2 separate regions of the Homo sapiens genome follow, and region 2 is linked to region 1. A link is a loop called in an ENCODE intact Hi-C map of the cell type or tissue named here. Cell type or tissue: PC-9. All regions are shown on one strand. Links, peaks and the distances in the headings refer to the core of each region. The heading gives the core; the rest is flanking DNA. Region 1 has its middle 25 kb from the start of CLDN3. Region 2 has its middle 8.6 kb from the start of METTL27.

Region 1 (8,327 bases), core at 257-8,256:
CTATTTAATCTTCCAGATATCACTTTTTGTCAAAACTCAAGAGTTATGAATGGACCTTACCATACTGGTGCTTTCTGACTGAGCTCCTCTCTACTCTGAATGCAAGAGACCCTCATAGGTAGGCAGAAATATCGCCCCTATTCAGCCGGAAGAAGTTATAGAGGATGGATCTTCGTCCCTCTGCAACCCTTAGAATTAAGGGTTCTCTTATAAAAGGGAAGGGGGAAAATGTTGGAGGCGTGTGAACCAGAGCTCCATCTTTAACAGGAGCAGGGTAAAATGAGGCTGAGACCTACCATGCAGCATTCCCAGAGAGGAATTCTATGTCACAAGATGAGATGGGAGGTTAGCACAAGATACAGGTCATAAAGATCTTGCTGATAAAACAGGTTGCAGTGAAGGAGCTGGCTAAAACTCGCCAAAACCAAGATGGTGACGAGAGTGACCTCTGGTCGTCTTTACTGCTACGCTCCCATCAGCGCCATGACAGTTTACAAATGCCATGGCAATGTCAGGAAGTTACCCTATATGGTCTAAAAGGGGTAGGCATGAATATTCCACCCCTTGTTTAGCATATCATCAAAAAATAACCACAAAAATGGGCAACCAGCAGCCCTTGGGGCTGCTCTGTCTATGGAGTAGCCATTCTTTTATTCCTTTACTTTCTTTTTCCTTTTTTTTTTTTTTTTGAGGCAGAGTCTTGCTCAGTCGCCCAGGCTAGAGTGCAGTGGCGCAATCTCGGCTCACTGCAAGCTCCTCCTCCAGGGTTCACGCCATTCTCCTGCCTCAGCCTCCCGAGTAGCTGGGACCACAGGCGGCCGCCATCACACCCAGCTAATTTTTTGCATTTTTAGTAGAGAGGGGGTTTCACTGTGTTAGCCAGGATGGTCTGGATTCCCTGACCTCCTGATTCGCCCGCCTCGGCCTCCCAAAGTGCTGGGATTCCACGCGTGAGCCACCGCGCCCGGCCTATTCCTTTACTTTCTTAATCAACTTGCTTTCACTTTGCATTGCGGACTTGCCCTGAATTCTTTCTTGTGTGAGATCCGAGAACCCTCTCTTGGGTTCTGGACTGGGGCCCCTTTCCTGTAACAAGACCACGCCCACTTCTGTGACACTTGCACATCCCAGGTTGTGACCTGTATTTCTGACCCCCATAAATCTGGGGTTCCCATGACCCCCTCCTTGGTTTCAAGTAATTTGTTAGAGTGACTCACAGAACTCAAGGAAACACTTTACTTACATTTACCCATTTATTATAAAAGAGATATTACAGACCGGGCACAGTGGCTCGTGCCTGTAATCCCAGCACTTTGGAAGGCTGAGTTGGGAAGATCGCTTGAGCCAAGGAGTTTGAGACCAGCCTGGACAACATAGCCAGACCTCCTCTCTACAAATTAAAAAATATTTGTTTTCTACAAATAGAAAACACACCATTCCAGTGCATGGTGGCACACACCTGTAGTCTCAGCTACCAGAGAGGCTGAGGTAAGAGGATTGCTTGAGCCCAGGCGATTTAGGCTGCAGTGAGCCACGATCGTGCCACTCCCACTGCTTTCCAGCCAGAGCAACAGAGTGAGACTCCATTTCAAAAAAAAAAAGAGTATTACAAAGGATAGAGATGAAAGATGAACAGCCAGATGGAAGAGGTGCATATGGCGAAGTGTGGGCAGGGTGAGGAGGTTCCCTGCTCTTTCTGGTATGCCATCCTCCAAGCAGTTCCACAGGTTTTGCAACCGAGAAACTCCCAGAACCCTGTCCTTTGTGGGAATGGGGTGGGGGCTAGGAGGCTTCATTACATAGGCATGATTGATTGCATCACTGGCCAATGGCAATCAGCTCAGCCTTCAGCCTCTCCTCTCCCCAGAGGCTGAGGGGTGGGGCTGAGTGGTCCAACTCTCCAATCACAGCGTTGGTTCCCTTGGCAACCAGCCCCCATCCCGAGGCTATCCAGGAATCCACCAAGAGTCACCTCATCAGAACAAAAGATGATCCTACCACCCAGAAAATTCCCAGGGATTTAGGAACTTCTGTGTCAGGAACCGCGGGGGCAGAGACCAAATATTAGAACTAAAGATTCTCCCAGCACCCCTATCAATGAGGGTATTAGGAGCTCTGGCTCAAGAACTGGGGGCAGAGACCAAATCTATGTTGTTTACCATGTCACAGTGTCACACCCATTGCCTTTTACCTGGCTTATTGTACACATTTCAGTTACCCGTTCAGTTCCTGTAACCATCTGGGTTTGAGATCATTTGCTGGGCCTTTGCAGTTTGGTGTTTTGGCTCTGGGTCCCTTACTAGAAAAGAAGATGAGAAAAGGAAAAGAAAGGAATCCTGGCTGGGTACGGTGGCTCACACCTGTAATCCCAGCACTTTGGGAGGCCAAGGCAGGAGGATCGTTTGAGACCAGGAATTTGAGACCAGCATGGGCAACATAGCAAGACCCCAACTCTACAAAAACATTTTTTTTTTTCAAAAAAAGAAAGAAATCCAAGGGAACCTCAGTTTGGATTGGAGTGGGGGTAGGGACAGGGGTACTGCAGGTGAGAGGGGGCTAAAAGACCTCCATCCCCAGGCTCTGTGGGGTCATATGTTCTCATCAATCTCTTAAGTCTCCTTCCCAGGGTAATAGACACTGTTGACTTATAAGTTTATTTAAACGTGTAGGCCTTATCATATGCTTCATCCTAACAGCACAAAGTTAAACAAAGCAGCTTTCAAGGCCCAAGGAGAGAGAAGTTGATTTAAGATAGGGCCCTATCAGAGGTTACTCAACTGTTTCTGGCTCCGGCCTTATCACTGACAAAGGCCACGCTCCCTTGCCTGGGTGCGCCCTGAGCTCCAATGGAAAAGAGAAACTCCTTGAACAGACCTGTGGGTGTCAAGCAGCTGCCTTCTTCCCCAGCCAGCCCAGTGCCTGCTCTATGGGCTGTGACCACAGTGGCCATGGTAGCAGCGGGGGAGGCCACGCAGGGCTTCCTCTCACTGTGGCTGATGCCAGAGCCCACTGGCAGCAAAACAGTGTCAGTTCTTTTTTTTGTTGTTGTGAGATGGAGTCTTGCTCTGTCGCCCAGGCTGGAGTGCAGTGATGTGATCTCGGCTCATTGCAACCTCTGCTTCCCGAGTTCAAGCGATTCTCCTGCCTCAGCCTTCTGAATACCTGGGTCTACAGGCATGCACCACCTTGCCAGGCTAATTTTTGTGTTATCTTTTTTTTTTTTTTAATAGAGACAGGGTTTCACCATGTTGGCCAGGCTGGTCTTGAATTCCTGACCTCAAGTGATCCACCCACTTCGGTTTCCCAAAGTGCTGGGATTATAGGCATGAGCCATCGTGCCCGGCTGATTCGCCTCTTGATAAGCATCTAGATAGTTTCCAGTGGTTTTGCTGTGACAAATAAGGTGTGATGCACGTCCTTGCAAATACCTCCAGGTGCACATGTGTTCTCCTAGAAGTAAAATTGCTGGGTCATCAGGTAAACACACCTCCCACCTTCCCAATATTGCCAAATGATTCTCTAAAATGGCTGTATCCATTGACACTCCCTCGGCGTGTCAGAGAGGTTGTTTTTTTGCGTATCATTCTGTGGGTGTCCAGTGGCATCTCATTTTAACTTACATTTCTCTGATTACTAGTGTTATTGAGTATTGTTTCTATGTTTATTCATTTCAATGTTTTCTTCTGTGGGCTATTTATTTGTTTATGAGATGGAATCTCACCCTGTCACCCAGGCTGGAGTGCAATGGCAGGATCTTGGCTCACTGCAACCTCCACCTCCTGGGTTCAAGCGATTCTCTTGCCTCAGCCTCCCAAGTAGCTGGGATTACAGGCGCATGTCACCATGTCCAGCTAATTTTTTGTATTTTTAGTAGAGATGGGGTTTTGCCATGTTGGCCAGGCTGGTCTTGAACTCCTGGCCTCAGGGGATCTTCCCACCCTTCCCAAAGTGCTGAGATTACAGGCATGAGCCACTGCTCCCGGGTGGTTTCCTATTGAGTTGTTTGTCCTTTTCTCATTGATTTGCATAATTTCTTTTTTTTTTTTTTATTTTAGATTCAGGGAGTACATATGCAGGTTTGTTACATGGATATATTGTGTGATGCTGAGGTTTGGGCTTTGAACCCACAATTCAAACAGTGAAAGTAGTGATTTTTCAACCCTTGCTCTGTCTCTCCAACCCCAACCCCAGTAGTCCCTACTGTCTGTCATCCTTGTGTTTATGTCCACATGTACCCAATGTTTAACTCCCTCTTGTAAGTGAGAACATGTGGTATTCTGAGAATCTGGTATTCTCAGATTAACAGTCTTAACTTTCTGCTGAAGTGCCTGTTGTACCCCTTACCTAATATTTGTTTTTCTGTTTCTGTGTTAATTCACTTAGGATAATGGCCTCCAGCTGCATCCATGTTGCTGCAAAGGACATGGTTTCATTCTTTTTCATGGCTGTGTAGTATTCCTTGGTGTATATGAACCACATTTTCTTTATCCAGTCCACCATTGATGGGCACCTAGATTGATTCCATGTCTTTGCTACTGTGACTAGTGCTGTAATAAACATGCAAATGCATGTGTCTTCTTTTGCTTTTTTGAGATGTGTTCTTGCTCTGTTGCCCAGGCTGGAGTATAATGGCGAGATCTCGGCTCACTGCAGCCTCTGCCTTTCAGGTTCAAGTGATTCTCCTGCCTCAGCTTCCCAAGTAGCTGGGATTACAGGCGCATGTTACCATGCCCAGCTGATTTTTTGTATTTTTAGTAGAGATGGGGTTTCACCGTGTTGGCCAGGCTGGTCTCGAACTCCTGACCTCAAGTGATCTGCCCACCTCGGCCTCCCAAACTGTTGGGATTACAGGTGTGAGCCACAGTGCCCGGCCACATGTGTCTCTTTGGTAAAACAATTTATATACCTTTGGGTATATACCCAGTAATGGGCTTGCTGGGTAGAATGGTAGCTGTATTTTCAGTTCTTTGAGAAATGTCCACATTGCTTTTCACAGTAGCTGGACTAATTTACACTCCCACCAACACTGTATGAGTGTTCCCTTTTCTCCCCAACCTTGCCAAAATCTGTTATTTTTTGACTTTTTAGTAATAGCTCCCTGACTGGTTTGAGACAGTATCTTACTTTGGTTTTGATTTGCATTTCTCTGATGATGAGTGATGTTGAGCAATTTGTAGAATTTCTTTGTATATTCTGAGTACTAATCATTTGTTGATTATAACGGTTACACATATTTTCTCCCAGATGATAGCTTATCTTTGGCCATTTAGTTCTATGATTTTTTTTTTTTTGCCATGAAGTTTCCTTTTTGAGACATAAAATATATTTGATAAAGTCCTTAAAATGTACAATTTTATTTTATTTTATTTTATTTTATTTTATTTTATTTTATTTTATTTTTTCCGAGACGGAGTCTCATTCTGTCACCTAGGCTGGACTGCAGTGGTGCAATCACAGCTCACTGCAACCTTCACCTCCCAGGTTCAAATGATTCTCCTGCCTCAGCCTCCCAGGTAGCTGGGACTACAGGCATGCGCCACCATGCCCGTAAAATACACAAATCTTAAAGGTACAGCTTGATAAAATTTTTTTTTATTTAATTTAATTTTATTATTATTATTATTATTATTTTTATTGATTATTCTTGGGTGTTTCTCGCAGAGGGGGATTTGGCAGGGTCACAGGACAATAGTGGAGGGAAGGTCAGCAGATAAACAAGTGAACAAAGGTCTCTGGTTTTCCTAGGCAGAGGACCCTGCGGCCTTCCGCAGTGTTTGTGTCCCTGGGTACTTGAGATTAGGGAGTGGTGATGACTCTTAACGAGCATGCTGCCTTCAAGCATCTGTTTAACAAAGCACATCTTGCACCGCCCTTAATCCATTCAACTCTGAGTGGATACAGCACATGTTTCAGAGAGCACAGGGTTGGGGGTAAGGTCACAGATCAACAAGATCCCAAGGCAGAAGAATTTTTCTTAGTACATAACAAAATGAAAAGTCTCCCATGTCTACCTCTTTCTACACGGACACAGCAACCATCCGATTTCTCAATCTTTTCCCCACCTTTCCCCCCTTTCTATTCTACAAAACCGCCATTGTCATCATGGCCCGTTCTCAATGAGCTGTTGGGTACACCTCCCAGACGGGGTGGTGGCCGGGCAGAGGGGCTCCTCACTTCCCAGTAGGCGCGGCCGGGCAGAGGCGCCCCTCACCTGCCGGACGGGGCGGCTGGCCGGGCGGGGGGCTGACCCCCCCCACCTCCCTCCCGGACGAGGTGGCTGCCGGGCAGAGACGCTCCTCACTTCCCAGATGGGGTGGCTGCTGGGCGGAGGGGCTCCTCACTTCTCAGACGGGGCGGCTGCCGGGCGGAGGGGCTCCTCACTTCTCAGACGGGGCGGTTGCCAGGCAGAGGGTCTCCTCACTTTTCAGACGGGGCGTCCGGGCAGAGACGCTCCTCACATCCCGGACGGGGCGGCGGGGCAGAGGTGCTCCCCACATCTCAGACGATAGGCGGCCGGGCAGAGACGCTCCTCACTTCCCAGATGTGATGGCGGCCGGGAAGAGGCGCTCCTCACTTCCTAGATGGGATGGCGGCCGGGCAGAGACGCTCCTCACTTTCCAGACTGGGCAGCCAGGCAGAGGGGCTCCTCACATCCCAGACGATGGGCGGCCAGGCGGAGATGCTCCTCACTTCCCAGACGGGGTGGCGGCCGGGCAGAGGCTGCAATCTCGGCACTTTGGGAGGCCAAGGCAGGCTGCTGGGAGGTGGAGGTTGTAGCGAGCCGAGATCACGCCACTGCACTCCAGCCTGGGCACCATTGAGCACTGAGTGAACGAGACTCCGTCTGCAATCCCGGCACCTCGGGAGGCCGAGGCTGGCGGATCACTCGCGGTTAGGAGCTGGAGACCAGCCCGGCCAACACAGCGAATCCCCGTCTCCACCAAAAAAATACGAAAACCAGTCAGGCGTGGCGGCGCGCGCCTGCAATCGCAGGCACTCGGCAAGCTGAGGCAGGAGAATCAGGCAGGGAGGTTGCAGTGAGCCGAGATGGCAGCAGTACCGTCCAGCTTCGGCTCGGCATCAGAGGGAGACCGTGGAAAGAGAGGGAGAGGGAGACCGTGGGGAGAGGGAGAGGGAGAGGGAGAGGGAGCAGCTTGATAAAATTTTTACATTTGTGAATACGCATGTAACCAGCACTCAAATCAAGACCTAGAACATTTCTATAACCAAAAAAAAATCCCAAAACCCAAAGTGCTGGGATTACAGGTGTGAGCCACCGTGCCTGGCTGAGTTTTTTATATATTCTGATTACTATACATTTGTTGGCATTTTAGCTTATTTGAAAACTTTAAAAATTATATGTATGGTCTTGCAATTTTTTTTTTTTTTTTTGAGATGGAGTTTTGCTCTTGTTGCTAGGCTGGAGTGCAATGGCACTATCCAGGCTTACTGCAACCTCCACCTCCCGGGTTCAAGTGATTCTCCTGCCTCAGCCTCACAGGCATCCACGACCATGCCCAGCTAATTTCTGTATTTTTTAAATAGAGATGGGGTTCACCATGTTGACCAGGCTGGTCTCGAACTCCCGAACTCAGGTGATCCACCTTCCTTGGCCTCCCAAAGCGCTAGGATTACAGGTGTGAGCCACCATGCCCAGCTGAGTTCTTTATATACTCTGATTACTAGACATTTGTTGGCTATATGGGTTGCATTTAGCTTATTTTAAAACTTTAAAAATTATATGTATTGTCATGCAAGTTTTTTTTTTTTTTTAATGGAGTCTCACTCGGTCACCCAGGCTGGAGTGCAGTGGCACGATCTTGGCTCACTGCAACCTCCACCTGCCAGGTTCAAGCAACTCTCCTGCCTCAGCCTCCCGAGTAGCTGGGACTATAGGCGCGCACCACCACACCCAGCTAATTTTTTGTATTTTTAGTAGAGACGGGGTTTCACCGTGTTGGCCAGGCTGGTCTCAAACTCCTGACCCCGTGATCTGCCCACCTCGGCCTCCCAAAATGCTGGGATTACAGGAGTGAGCCACCGCGCCCAGCGTCATGCAAGTTTTTAATATGTCTATCTCCATCAATTTTTTCTTTTTCATGTATCTTTTGTGTCTTACTTAAGAAATATTTCTCTAAATCCAAGAAATGGAGGTATTCTCCTATAGTTTCTTCTAAGTGTTTTACAGTTATTTTCTTCACATTTAGATGTTTAACGACAAAAGATTCTTTGCTTGTCCAAACTTCAGTCAGGTTTCTGAGTCTTCTCCTAAGCCCATCCACGTACTTTCTTGTAAAACTCAGTTTTGGCAAGAGCCCTGCTGGGTC
Region 2 (8,327 bases), core at 69-8,068, 56 kb after region 1:
CACATTGTGTGTTTGCACTGTTGGCTCCTTCTGGTCACAAATGGTGGCAGCAACTTGAACATTCCTTGCATCCTTACATTCAAAGCCCAAGGCAGGCCAGGTGTGGTGGCTCATGCCTGTAATCCTAGCACTTTGGGAGGCCGAAGTGGGTGGATCGCTTGAAGTCAGGAGTTCGAGACCAGCCTGGCCAACATGGCGAAAACCTGTCTCTATTAAAAATACAAAAATTAGCTGGGCATGCTGGCGGGCACCTGTAGTCCCAGCTACTCGGGAGACTGAGGCAGGAGAATTGCTTGAACCTGGGAGGCGGAAGTTGCAGTGAGCCAGGATTGCGCCATTGCACTCCAGCCTAGCAACAGAGCGAGTCCATCTCAAAGAAAAAAATACAAACAAAACAAAGCCCAAAGTAGGCTAGGAATGGCAGGAGCTTTTCCTTGTTTCTCCTTCCCTCCCTCCCTCCCTCCCTTCCTCCCTCCCTCTCTCCCTTTTGTCCTTTATATTTTTAATTTTAATTTTATTTTTTTGAGAGGGGTCTTGCTCTGTTTTCAGGCTGGAGTGCAGTGATACAATCCTAGCTCACTGCAGCCTCTACGTCCTGGGCTCAAGCAATCCTTCTGCCTCAGCCTCCTGGGTAGCTGGGACTCCAGGTGCTTGCCACCAAGCCTGGTTAATTAAAAAAAAAAAATTGTAGAGATGGGGTCTTGCTATGTTGCCTAGGCTGGTCTCCAATTCCTGGGCTCAAGCCATCCTCCCTCCTTGGCATTCAAAATGCTGGGATTACATGTGTGAGGAACCTACCTGGCCTTTCTCTTTCTTTCTATGGGAGGAGGGTATTTCCAGAAGCCACAGAAGCTGGGAAACTGTGATCTGGCACTTTGAGGCTCAGGTGTGGGGTGTGAGCTTTCCATCCAGGAAGGAGGGAGGGGAGAATGGCTTGTGGTACTGTTCCCAGACCAAACTGAGGGTCGGGCTGCTACTTCTTGTGGCCCAATAACGAGATGCACACAAACTGGGGAGGAAGAGAGTTTTTATTTCTGTAACCGTTTACAGGGAGAAGGCGTGGAAATTATCACCCGACTAACTCAAAGTTACAAAGTTTTCCAGAGCTTATACACCTTCTAAGCTATACGTCTATGTGTAAGTGTGCATTCATCTGAAGACATAAGTGATTAATTTCTTTTAATCCATGACTAAGGTCTGAGTCCCGAAGCTCTTCCTCTGGAACCTCAGTAAATTTACTTATCTAAATGGGTCCAGGTGCTGGGGTGATTCCTGTTATCTCCTGCTAAATCATGGAGGTTTGAGGAGTTCCTTCAGACCGCCAATAAATTTGTTTGTGGAGGCCTGGGGAGTTTCTTCAGACCCAAAATAAAACTTGCTTAATTCTAAATGGTCCTGTTAAGAATTCCTTCATTATTTTGTCGTGATTTAAGGCCCAGGAAAGGCCTGGGCAAAACTCTTGGTGGGCTTTTGTTACATCCCAGCCTTTGTATAAGGGCACTGGCTTTTAATATTTAAATTAACCACTCAGTCAGTACTGAAACAGTTGTTGGGGAGACCTGGCCTGCCACAGTGCGGGCTCCTGTGCTGCTCCTGGGGTGTGAGGGCGTGTGTTCCTTCATGTGCACCTGTGTGATGAGCGGGGAATGTTACAGGTGTCCATTTTGATGTGTGCAGGACCCAGGCCATGGAGAGCTTGGTCCCCAGGCTATGGACTCCCTCCCTTCCTTCCTTCCTTCCTTCTTTTCTTTTTCTTTCTTTCTTTTCTTTCCTTCCTTCCTTCTTTCTTTCTTTCTTTCTTTCTTTCTTTCTTTCTTTCTTTCTTTCTTTCTTTCTTTCCTTTCCTTTCCTTTCCTTTCCTTTCCTTTCCCTCCCTCCCTCCCTTTCTTCCTTCCTTTCTTCCTTCCTTCCTTTCTTGATGGAGTCTCACTCTGTTGCCCAGGCTGGAGTGTAGTGGTGCAATCTTGGCTCACTGCAACCTCTGCCTTCTGGGTTCAAGCAATTCTCCTGCCTCAGCCTCCCAAGTAGCTGGGACTACAGGCATGTGCCACCACGCCCAGCTAATTTTTTTTGTATTTTTAGTAGGGATGGGGTTTTGCCACGCTGGCCAGGCTGGTCTCAAACTCTTGACCTCAGGTGATCTGCCTGCCTCGGCCTCCCAAAGTGCTGGGATTACAGGCATGAGCCACCACGCCTGGTCTATGGACGTGCTTTCTAACCCTGAATGTGTAATGGGGAGTTGTGGCTTCAGATTTGCATTTTACCAAGATGGCTCCAGAAGGCGGCAGGGAGAGCCAGCTGGGTGAACCGCAAGTTCCGAGGCTGTTGCAGTTACTTGGCAAGAGCTGGAGTGTCAAGAGTCAGGGGCTGCTGAGGAGGGGGTGACCTTGGTGCTGATGGGGTGTGGGGGCTGTTGAGGACCAGATGGCAACTTCCCTTCCTTGGAGTTTTCTTCCTACCTCATCTTCTTCACCGCCTCCTCCTTGCTCTTCTCCTACCTCTAAGCTTAGGAGAGGCCCCCGGCTCTGTCCTGGGTCTTCTTCCTTCTCTGTGTACACCCACTTCCTAGGTGATCTCATCTAGTCCCGTGGTTTTAAATACTGTTTATTTGTGGGTGACTCCCAAATTGATGACTTCTAGTCTTGGCTCTCCCCTGAACTCTGGACTTGTTCACCCAGCCATGAAACTGACATCTCCTTGGAGGCCACAGGTCTGGCAACGAGCCCAGACCCGAGAGTGATTCTTTCCACTCCCAAATCTGCTCCTCTTCAGGGCCCGTCTCTGCAAATGCCCCTGAACCACCTTGCACTCAGGGGCTCAGCTCAAGCTGTTTTTCTCCCATCTCGCACCCTGTTCATCAGCAAATCCTGTGGACTCAAACTACACCAGCCAGGTGCGGTGGCTCACACCTGTAATCCCAGTACTTTGGGAGGCCAAGGTGGGTGGATCACTTGAGATCAGGAGTTCAAGACCAGCCTGGCCAACATGGCAAAACCCTGTCTCTACTAAAAGTACAAAAATTATCCAGGGATGGTGGTGCATGCCTGTAATCCCACCTACTTGGGAGGCTGAGGCAGGAGAATCACTTGAACCGGGGAGGCAGAGGTTGCAGTGAGCCAAGATCACGCCATTGCACTTCAGCCTGGGCAACACAGCAAGACTCTGTCTGAAAAAACTAAAAGAAAAAAAAGAAGAAGAAAATCTCAAACACACACAAAAGAAGAGACTAGTGTAATAACTCCCCATGTATTTCTTCATGAGCGTTTCAATAGTTAACAAACTGAGCCCAGCCAGAGTGGCGTTTTTACAGTATCCATCTGATGAGTTTACGCCCCTGCTTAAAACCTAAAATCCAGCTTCTTTCCTCTCCTTATCTGTAGCGTCTCTTTTCCTTGATCCGCCACTCTGGCCTCTGCTGTTCCTGGACTGTGCCAAGGCTATCACAGGGCCTTTGCACTATTTTCCAGCCGGGAAAATCCCCTCACCTCAGCCTCCCGAGCAGCTGGGACTACAGACGTGCACCACCACACCCAGCTAATTTTTTTTTGTATTTTTCGTAGAGGTGGGGTTTTGCCATGTTGCCCCACTCTTCCTTCAACTCTGCTTCAGTGGCTTTTTTTTTTTTTTGAGATGGAGTCTTGCTCTGTCGCCCAGGCTGGAGTGAAGAGGCGCGATCTCGGCTCACTACAACCTCCGCCTCCTGGGTTCAAGCGATTCTCCTGCCTCAGCCTCCCGAGCAGCTGGGACTACAGGCATGCACCACCAGGCCCGGCTAATTTTTTGTCTTTTTAGTGGAGATGGGATTTCACCAAGTTACCCAGCTGGTCTTAAACTCCTGACTTCAAGTGGTCTGCCCGCCTTGGCCTCCCAAAGTGCTGGGATGACCAGCATGAGCCCCCATGCCCAGCCATTTATGAGCTCTTTCTGTGTTGATGCTTGCGGACTGGGTTCGTTTTCACCACCGCTTAGTCATCCCTCAAGCCTCAAGCTGACACACCCAGCTGATACAGCTCCCCTTTCCTGGGGATAGGAAATAACATTGCCATGCACATGTCTCTTTGTTCACAAGTGGATGTTTCTGGAAGGAATGCTTTAACCCACTGGAGGGTAGTGAAAACAATTCAGCTGGTTGTGAAATAGAATGAACAGATATTAGAAGAGCATACTGCATGTAGTAGGAGTAATTATTGTTTTGTTAGGCTCTTGCTTCAGTTTCACATGTGTGTTTAATGAACAGCTTTGTGCAATACTTTTTTTTTCTTTTTTTTTCTTTTTAGAGACAAGATCTCACTCTGTCGCCCAGGCTGGAGTGCAGTGGCACAATCCTAGCTCACTACAGTCTCAACCTTCTGGGCTCAAGTGATCCACCTGCCTCAGCCTCCTGAGTGGCTGAGTTGACAGGCATGCACTATTATGCTCAGCTAATTTTTAAAAATATTTCATAGAGACTGGGTCTCCCTATGTGGTCCAGGCTGGTCTCCAACTCCTGGCCTCAAGCGATCTTCCCACTTTGGCCTCCCAAAGTGCTGGGATTACAGATGTGAGCCACTGCGTCCAGGCTGTTTAATACAATTCTTACCATGGGTGGCACCCAGAGACTAAAAACCAGAAGGGCACTACTGAATCAGGGTACAGGCAGTGTCTGAGACTCTGGTTAGCCTACAGAGTCATCAACGCACGTGTGCTGTAGACTTTTTTGTTTTTGCAAATGAGGGTGAGATCATATCTCACTGTGGTTTCAATGTGCATTCCTCCCTAATGACTAATGAGGTTGAACCTCTTTCCATCAGTTTATTGGCTCCTGGAGTTTCCTTTTCTGTGAATGGCTTTTGCTGTTGTATTCCATTGGGTCGTTTGATTTTTTTCCCTTTCCCTATTTTTAACTGACAAGGAACAACCGTATATATTAATGGTGTATGACATGACATTTTGATATAGGGATGTATTGTTGAATGACTAAGCAAGCCCTTTAACTTATGCATCACCTCACATACTCATATCATTAGTTTGCAGTGAGAACATTTAAAATCTACTCTCTTGGCAACCTTCCTCCCTTCCTTCCATCCTTCCTCCCTTCCTTCCTCCCTTCCTTCCCCCTTCCTCCTTCCCTTCCTCTCTCTCTTTCTTTCTCTCTTTTATCCCTCCCTTCCTTCCTCCCTCCGTCCTTTCCTTCTTTCTTTCTTTCTCTTTCTTTCTTCCTTTCTTCCTTTCCTTTCCTTTCCCTCTTTCTGTCTCTCTTTTCCCTTCCTTCCTTCCCTCCCTCCCTCCCTTCCCTGCTTCCCTCCTTCCCGCCTTCCCTCCTTCATTCTTTCCTTCCCTCCCTCCCTCCTGCCTGGATCTTGTTCTGTTGCTCAGGCTGGAGTGCAGTGGTGCAATCTCCACTCACTGTAACCCCTGCCTTCTGGGCTTAAGAAATCCTCCTACCTCAGTCTTCCAAGTAGTTGGGACCACAGGTGCGTGCCACCATGCCTGGCTAATTTTTGCGTTTTTTTTTTTAAATAGAGACAAGGTCTCAATATGCTTCCCAGGCTGGTCTCCAACTCCTGAGCTCAAGCAATCCACCTGCCTTGGCCTCCCAAAGTGCTGAGCGAGATTACAGGCTTGAACAACAGTGCCTAGCCAGCAATTTTCAAGTGTACACGAGATTGTTATCAACTATAGTTAGTGTGATGTACAACACATGTCTTGAACTCACTCCTTCTGGCTAACCAAAATTCCATGTGGGTCATTTAATTTTATCTTACTGATTTGTAAGAGTTCCTTGGATACTTCAGATTGTGGATACTGTTTGCAGCGTTGCAAACATTTCCCCCAGGCTCTCACAGCTTTTGGCTTTGCTTGGTGACTTGGGCCAGGGCAGTGGCGGTGGCTGGTGGTGGCCGTGAGGGGCTGCAGGACTTCTTTCAACAATATGGTTTACTATTTATTTATTTATTTATTTTTCTGAGACACAGTCTTGTTCTGTCACCCAGGCTGGAGTGCAGTGGCGTGACCTTGGCTCACTGCAACCTCCGCCTCCCAGGTTCAAGCGATTCTCCTGCCACAGCCTCCTGAGTAACTGGGATTACAGGCATGCACCACCACACCCGGCTAATTTTTGCATTTTTAGTAGAGACAGGGTTTCGCCATGTTGGCCAGGCTGGTCTCGAACTCCTGACTTCAGGTGATCCACCTGCCTTGGCCTCCCAAAGTGCTGGGATTGTAGGTGTGAGCCCCTGTGCCCGACCCACAGTATGGTTTAAACAGAGAGGTGAGGGGGCTTTGAGGAACATTTTATTTTTTCTTATTTTATTTCTAACTTTGTGAAACCCTAGGAAATGTCCTGGAAACATTTGCTTTAGGACATGAGACAAAAGAGCAGGTAGATGCCGGGCGTGGTAGCTCACACCTGTAATTCCAGCACTTTGGGAGGCTGAAGAAGGGGGATTGCTTGAGGCCAGAAGTTGAAGACCAGCCTGCGCAACATAGCAAGATCCTGCCTCTACAAAAAAAAAATTTTTTTTTAAATTAGCCAGCCTTGGTGACATGCATCTGTAGTCTACTCAAGAAGCTGAGGCGAGTCTGGGCGGGGTGGCTCATGCCTGTAATCACAGCATTTTGGGAGGTCAAGGCAGGTGGATCACCTGAGGTCAGGAGTTCAAGACCAGCCTGACCAACATGGTAAAAATCCCATCTCTACTAAAAATACAAAAAGTAGCCGGGACTGGTGGTGTGCGCCTGTAGTCCCAGCTACTCGGGAGGCTGAGGTGGGAGAATCGCTTGAACCTGGGAGCAAAGGTTGCAGTGAGCCAAGAATGTTCCACTGCACTGCAGCCTGGGTGATAGAGTGAGACTGTCTCAAACAAAACAAAACAAAACAAAACAAAAACAAAAATAAAAAGAGCAACTAGAGAAAGAGGGAGTGGATGAGGATGGGGCAGGGGTGCTGGGAGAATGTCGCAGAGAAAGGTCTAGGTGAGCTGGCAGAAAACAAATGTCTAAAAAGTTTGGTTCTGAACAAATTGGTTGATAAATGAATTGGTGAATGTTATGAATAATTTCCATTGCTTTTTGTTATATGTTGATTATTTTCAAATTTATTTAGGTATTTATTTTTGAGACACAGTCTTGCTCTGTCACTCAGGTTGGAGTACAGTGTCGCAAACACAGCTCACTGCAGCCTCCACCTCCTGGGCTCACGCAATCCTCCCACCACAGCCTCCTGAGTAGCTGGGACTACAGGTGTTCACTACCACTCCTGCCTAATTTTTGTATTTTTTTTTTTGGTAGAGACAGGGGTCTTGTTATGCTGTAGGGCTGGCTTTGAACTCCTAGGCTTAAGCGATCCTCCTTCAGCCTCCCAAAATGCTGGGATTACAGGTGTGAGCCACTGTGTCCGGCCTGCATTTATGCTTTTTTGTCCATTTCTCGGCACTTTATTTTGGGATGAATAATGTTTTTGAACCATGGGATGGTTTGACGACTTTATATCCCTTTTAAAACATTTTTAAAGTATTTCCATTCATTTTTATTCAAAAATTTTTGAATTAATTTTAAGGAAGCAAAGATTTTTCTTTACATTTGGCAGTGAGCTTTTTAAAATTCAAATTTCAAAATCATGTCGGGTGAATTCCATGTGAATTCCCATGTGAATTTCCATGTCGGGTGAAAATCATGTCCAAGTGAATTGCCTGAAAACTGGTTGCAATAATGATTTCCACACATTGGTTTGTGAATTAATAAAATTTTTGCACCCTGAGTGGTTTCTTTTTTACAAGTTTGCACTTATTTGAAAGCAATTTTGTCCCATTTGTAGCTTATTTTGTTTTGAAAAATTCTTGAGTTCCTTTTCCTTCACAGATACCGACTTCATTACTTATCAGCTCCCATACGCTGCCCCTCACAGGCTCTATTTCATTGGTTTCTCCCCGCAACTTTCCCTGCCTGGTTCTAAGTATTTTCCAGTTTTACAGATAATGAAATTTGGGGCAGGAGCTCTTGTAGCAGCTCAGTTCAAACCCAAGTTTGTCATCTCTGAATCTATTTCTTTAACCAGGATCCGGTCCTTCATACTTTCATTGCTTTTTGATCATTATTTTCGCATGTAATTGGCTTGGGTAAAACCATCTTCAGAAAGAAAAAATGCAGGCCAGGAGTGGTGGCTCACACCTGTAATTCCAGCACTTTGGGAGGCTGAGGTGAGAGGATCCCTTGAGTTCAGGAGTTTGAGATCAGCCTGGGCAACTTAGTGAAACCCCATCTCTACACACACACACACACACACACACACACACACACACACACACACACACAAACACAAATAGCCGGTTATGGTGGCGCATGCCTGT

Evidence for each region. Peaks named below come from ENCODE experiments on the same cell type or tissue, not always from the same donor. Only the 100,000 strongest peaks of a DNase experiment are listed, where the experiment ranks them.
Region 2: it touches region 1 in a loop (8-fold over the local background); 7 of 110 quality-filtered maps call a loop at or near these places.

The regions. Positions count from the first base shown.
Region 1 is chr7:73,790,976-73,799,302 of GRCh38, forward strand. No RefSeq gene overlaps it. Among named protein-coding and RNA genes, the nearest start is that of CLDN3, 25 kb to the left of the region's middle. In PC-9, for the core only: no CTCF peak of the experiment used is centred there; DNase peaks (open chromatin) are centred at 1,846 and 3,396; H3K27ac peaks cover 3,664 bases.
Region 2 is chr7:73,846,942-73,855,268 of GRCh38, forward strand. No RefSeq gene overlaps it. Among named protein-coding and RNA genes, the nearest start is that of METTL27, 8.6 kb to the left of the region's middle. RefSeq lists a silencer at 4,587-4,646. In PC-9, for the core only: a CTCF peak has its summit at 4,324; DNase peaks (open chromatin) are centred at 2,630, 4,030 and 4,800; H3K4me3 peaks cover 445 bases; H3K27ac peaks cover 4,498 bases.